Regions from separate parts of the Homo sapiens genome. Here region 1 is linked to region 2. Evidence: chromatin contacts called from ENCODE Hi-C or POLR2A ChIA-PET data. All regions are on one chromosome and are shown on one strand. The core of a region is the stretch at or near the end of the contact, and the rest is flanking DNA. Distances in the headings are between cores, read along the strand shown. Region 1 has its middle 310 kb from the start of PRR16. Region 2 has its middle 370 kb from the start of PRR16.

Region 1 (2,997 bases), core at 470-2,969, 56 kb before region 2:
CTGCCTTGAACCATCATATGAGAAAGAAATGAATTTATCTTGTTCAGGAGTTTTTGGTGAGAGGAGCTAAAAATATACTATACATCAAAATTTTAAAGTACTACTTTCATAGCCATTCACCTATAGATTTATTAATGTTCCATACATTACAGTTCCTCCTCTAAATTGTAATGTTGGGTAAGACAGCATAATCTGCATGTACTCCCTGAGGTTCTTCAAACTTTGTACATAGCTGTCCTATTTTCAGATCAATCGTTAATGTTTGTACAAAACCTATATAATAGTCCACCTGAGCTATTAAACGGTCTACTGTCAGGTATAATTATTTTCCCAATTATATACCTTTGGACATTGAGACAGAAATAGGAAAAATGAAAACCTTCTTCTCAATCACATTTTGGGAAATGTTGGACCAGGATTTAGGCTGAGGCAATAAGACCCCAGAAGTTATACTTAACTATGGCCCCATGCAATGGCTTATGATGAAATGCAAAACTGCTGTTCCACTTGCCGTCCTCACCATGGCTGCCAAACAGCTTTGCATGTTGCTGGCTAACACTGTTAGCACAGAATTCCTACGATTTGAGAAATATGGATAAGACTTAGAGAAATTTACATTACAGAAGAATTCCTTATTTTGGAAAAGATCCCAGCAAGAATCCCTATAAACAAAGAGTTATCTTGGTGATTCTTAAGCAGAGTTGACTTCACAGAAATTTGAAGAAATGTAAAGATTCACACATTTATTGGATGAAAGTAAAGGGTAGTACTTAATCTTCTCTACCCTAAATATATAGTGTGTAGAGGCAAGGTTTGAAAGTTTTTAAATATATTCATGGAATTAAAACACTCTTTCCTTCTAGTAAAGGGAAACTGATTCCAGAACTCGTTTGAAAAAGCACTATTTCAGGCCTTAAGTTTTCTCATAAAATATTTTGCCTTGGTGCCAGGTTTTGGTGTGAGTTCCTTCTATCAGAATGTCATAATAATATAGTTCGTGGATTTTCTACTTGCTTTGAATTAATAAACAATTTTTTCTTCCCATACCACAGTGGATTCTATTTCTGTGTATTCCTTTTCTCATTTATTTACAACAGCAGTCCCCGCTTATCCACAAGTGATATGTTTCAAGAACCTCAGTAGATTCCTGAAACGTCTGATAGAACTAAACCTGATTGCCATCAAGCGGAATGTGTTTCTGTTCATGTCTGCTACTCTCAAGTTTAGTATCTTTTGCATCTTAACTGAGCACTTAAGATTCACTGTGGCTTAACTTTTCTGCAGTTTGTGGCAAAAATAGCACCAATTTATTTTTCCTTCACAATTTCATGGACAGAAGATTCATTTTTACCATACATCTCACCAACCTCAGGATACAATTTTTTTCTTTTCTTTTTAAATCAATAATTTTTACCTTTTCACTTAAAGGAAACACTTTACAGCTTCTCTTTGGCATATCTGAATTGCCAGCACCACTCCTCTCACTTTGGGTCCATTATTAAGTAAAATAAGGCTTATTTGAATACAGGCACTGTGACACTGTTAAAGTGGGTCTCATGACCAAGATGGCTCCTAAGCGACTAACAGCTGGGTCACTCAGACAGTCTAGATACACTGGACAAAGGAATGATTCACATCCTGAGCAGGAAGATGTGAGATTTCATCACATTACTCAGAATGGGGTGGAATTTAAAACTTACGAACTGTTTATTGCTATAATTTTCCATTTAAAATTTGTGAACTGTGGCTGACCATGAGTAATGGAAACCTCAGAAAGTGAAACTAGACAAGGGGGGACTATTTATTACTTCAATCATTCAAGAGGTGTTGACTGTCTATTGTATTTATAAATCATTATGGTATATATAAATGACTAAAGTCCATGTCCAACATTCAGAACAATGCCTGGAACACAATGGGCACTGAACAAATATTTATAGAATAAATGAGTGAATCAGTTAATGGATCAAAAAATAGTCTTAGTTCAGCAACTACAACAAACTGAAACTTAAAACAGGAGACACGGTCAACACTTGAATCTATCCACATCCATACTCGAGTGTGGCCTACAGTGTTTGGAAGGGAATCATATGGGAAATAGACCTTCAGTTGAGATTCAAAGGATGGGCATGATGAGTTTTAAAAGATTCAAAACAGGACACGAATGGTAAACAAATTAAAAAGGAATGGATACACATGATATGCTTAGAGTCAATAAAGGAACCAGTCTGGTTATACAGACTGTTTTCTTATCATAGCCACATGGCCTCAGTGCCCTAAAAATGTCCCCAACAATTAGGCCTCTCACTTCCTACACTAATCTGGTGCTCTCCTACTGCTCAGGGCATTGAAAGGGATGGGTCCAGCCTAAGCACTGAACATGTCTTCTAAATCACCTTCCTGGCAGGAAGCAATGGTAGGGTAACTAGCTTACTTGAGACCTGAGGGAAATCACTGCTAGTTAAATAAGAACACATAAAATTGAGGGAGAAGACCACAGATGTTAACTATAGCATGGTTTGAAAGAACTATTTGTCCTTAGAGTCCCATATATTCTTTTCTTTCAGTATTCACTTTAGAAAGTAATTGATTCCAGTCTTAAATCATAAGTAGAAGGTATATGTTGGCTCTTCTGATAAACATAGAAGTGCTAGGGAAAGACATCCATTTAAATAAATCACTTGAATGTCAAGGGGGAAAACATTTTAAAAGTATATTTACATTAGGCTTTTCTGGCAGAAGTGAGCCTTTAAATTCTTTTTAAAAAACCATCCACAGAAATCCTTCTTAGCCCTCTATATTAATAGTGGCATTATCTACAAGCAAGACTTCATTCTCTGTTTCTCTTTGCTGTACTTCTATTTACACCTCCTTAACTCTCTATGTGATCATATTTTGAGACTGGTTTTGCAGCTTAATGTCATAGACAAGTCAAGGTCCTATAAGTAAAGGAAATTGGGTTCTAGTCTAAAGTGTTACTACTCATCCCTCTTGTGG
Region 2 (3,227 bases), core at 466-2,965:
TGTAAACTTGGAGGACATAAACCACCATTCAATGTGAAGTTATTTTTAAACATTAGAAAGAAATGGAGATCCTACTTGGCTTTCACTATGCACCACCAGATTGTTTAATTGCTTTAATTTGCTCATATCCACATGAGATTACTTAAAATTGTCTAATGTGCCTCTCATTTAATTTCTATTGAATACTTTTAAACCTCCTTCTTATACTCCTAACAAACCCCTTTGGCTTCTCTCTCTGGCAAAGGCAGTGTGCAAAAGCAGTTTTAATGCCATCTTTTACATATTAAAATTTTTTCACTTCCACCAACTTAATTCAACGTTCAGCATTTGGCCTTTTGTTCTTTAGTTATTTTTTTCTGCTTGAGTTTTCAATTCTTCCTTAAAAAGAAATTAATACCAATTGAGCAATATGACAATTAAAAGCAGAAAATGACTAACAAAGGCAAAAACACTGTCATAAACAATATTACTACTTAGGGGTGTTTTTATTTTCTAAGAATAGGAAAATAAGCTCTGAAAAATTTTAGAATATTAATTTAAATTTGAATTATCTCACAAAGATTGACTAACAAAATATAATCATTTCTTTTACTATATGATTTTATATATAATCAAGATATATTTATATGACTTTAATATATTTATTTAATGTTTTCTTTCTAGGAATTAAAATAATACTATGTCCCAAGTTTCTGCATTGGTAAATTTTTCTGCCAAAAAATTCAAAAAGAAAATGTAGAGTAAGATGTGCTTTAATGAGCCACGTCTAGCTATATGTTAGGTTGAAATATTTGTCTTTTTTAAAGCAGTATGAATGCACAATAGAGGGTTTTATACATTGTTATCAACAAATTGAGAAACCAAAGCTTTAATCGAGTTAGCGTTTCCCAACTCCAGTAAAAAATATACAAACATGTACATAATATACAAATTAAAACTGTTTGAGGCACAAAGTAATAACCTATTACTAAATACAGAGCACAGAGGTTAAATATCAAACATTTACTGAAGGTTAAAGAGACATCTTTTGTCTATTTTTTCCTAGGTTGACAAAATACTCAATCTGCTAGCTCATATTATGAAAACAGCCAAACGAAAATTCATCAGAAAAACTGAATACTTACCAAGCCAAACTAATTATGTACACAAATATATTGATTCTTCTGGCGTACTGTATCTAAGCAACTAAGCATTACTGAAGTTGTTTATGTTGTGCATCTTCAAACAAAGTTACTTACTGGCCTAACTCATTTCCCATCAGAATTCACAAACCATTTCTTTGCACCAACTACAAAGTAAGGTAGAAGCACAATTAAAGCCATCAGCCATGTAATCTTCCAAGATCACAGGAAAAGATAAAGAACTCTTACTACTGGACTTAAATGTCAAAAGACAAATCCTCTTGTCTTTACTACAAGAAATAAAAGAACAAAAAAAGTGCATTGTATTAACATATAACACTGTTTTTCTTAGTTTAAAATAATCAAATTCTATTTTGTAAAAGTAAATACAATAAAAAATAAATAGAAGGGCAAGCTTAATCAAACCAACATACTGTTGGCAAAAAGTTACTTACTATTGGTGTCTTAGACACAGTTCATTAGTTAAAAATCTGGGAGGCAGGGGTGGGTAGGTTGGTTTTTTTCTGTACCCGTTTTGTTTATCATAAAGTGACTTGTACCCTGATGGCTGGTTTCACTTTCCCTCTCTACAAGTCATGCCTATACTCAAGAAAAGAAGTGTCAATCTCAAATTTACAGTCAAAATACTGAAGCGAGGAATATAAAATATGTCAAATTACTTCAAAATGACTCAGGCTTAGCACAGAAAATGCACAAAGGAGCATACGTCTATTCACATTGTTTACTCATTCAATAGCTATTTATAGTGCAACATATAAAATCCTAGAAGCTTAGGGAACTATATTAATGATTAGCCCTGATAACTGTTCTCAAGGAATTTATAATCTTATCCTCAGTTATATACAGGTCCCTTTCACGAGTTTTCAAGTTTTGCACAATTTGAAGTCCTTGAAGCACTATCTGAGAAACTTCATTATAATAAAACAGAAGTTTTCTGGCTATAAAAATAACATTTTAAAAAAATTATCTGCGTCCCGATGAGAGACAAAGGAATCAGTTATTTTTTCCTTTTATAGTTCCCTAAATCCCCTGGAATCATACTCTCAGCTCCCATTGTATTTTTGTGATAGTTCTTTTTAAACATCTACCTCAACTCCTCTACTCCAGATTCACTTCTTTAATGCTGTCTGAATGGCTCAAGATTAATTTTCTATACTTTCTCTTTGAACAAATTCTTAGAAATCAAAATGTCAATGATCCTGAACAAAATTACTCTCCAAACACTGGCTTGTGCCAGGAATCATGACAATTGCTTTCTAGAAACTTAGTTTCTGTTACTTTCAAAATAGTCTGATATTTATGGGAGGACCTGCAGGTCTCAGTTTAAAAGAAGTTAACATATTAGTTTGAATGAGAAATTGGGAGACCTCAGATATATGAATAACAGATGAGAGATACTTTTCACATAGTAATAAACATTTCACTAAAGTGATAATCACAGAAAATAAGCAATCACAAAGTTCTTAGAGAAACAGAGAGGTTTCACTGTTAAATTTTTTTAATTGTTAAGATTTATTTTGAGTTGGTTTTGGGATCATTTAAAATCATAAAATATGCAAGTCCTATGCTAGTCCAGCTGCTTAATTTCCTAGGATTATTTATGACTCACTTTTGTTCAATAAGTAAAATTACCGTCCCTGCTAAATTTGAGTTACCAGACACTTCCAAAATATTTCTGAAATCAACAACTGTTTTCTAATTTGCTACTTGGCCTATCTTCAAAAATGTATTTAACACTTGTAGTAATGTCTCAGAGATTTGATCAAAGGTGTTTTAGTTATTTGTCTTCCCACTATAGCCGTGACTGATTTAGAGCAGACAGCACTTCTGCAAATAAACTTCACAAGTGTCTAAATCATATCCTTATACACAGAAGTGCCTGAACCCAAGGGACATCAAATGGTTAAACACCAAAGCCCTCAGCAGCTGCAGCCAACAGGTGATATATGATATGGTAGAAGAAATAACCTTAGAGACACTTCTTTGATTAAAGGGCTGAGAGATATTGAAGTGGTTATCTTTCTGCCAAAAGCCAAAGTGGTCTAATACTGGTGGTCAAACTTAGATGATCATCAGAATCACCTG

The links. Hi-C counts contacts between places; a loop is a spot of excess contacts on that map. ChIA-PET counts read pairs that join two places held with the same protein, here RNA polymerase II (POLR2A).
Region 1: a map of heart left ventricle shows a loop between it and region 2 (2.2-fold over the local background). The contact joins two enhancer-like sites. A Hi-C loop is called at or near these places in 1 of 168 maps with a recorded cell type or tissue (heart left ventricle). POLR2A ChIA-PET finds 5 or more read pairs at or near these places in 2 of 52 experiments (A549 and GM12878).

Annotation. Positions count from the first base shown.
Region 1 is chr5:120,151,318-120,154,314 of GRCh38, reverse strand. No RefSeq gene overlaps it. Among named protein-coding and RNA genes, the nearest start is that of PRR16, 310 kb to the left of the region's middle. Within about 2 kb of position 1,719, at least 4 of the 41 ENCODE cell types and tissues checked have a DNase peak (open chromatin) inside an H3K27ac peak, as active enhancers do.
Region 2 is chr5:120,095,164-120,098,390 of GRCh38, reverse strand. No RefSeq gene overlaps it. Among named protein-coding and RNA genes, the nearest start is that of PRR16, 370 kb to the left of the region's middle. Within about 2 kb of position 1,715, at least 2 of the 41 ENCODE cell types and tissues checked have a DNase peak (open chromatin) inside an H3K27ac peak, as active enhancers do.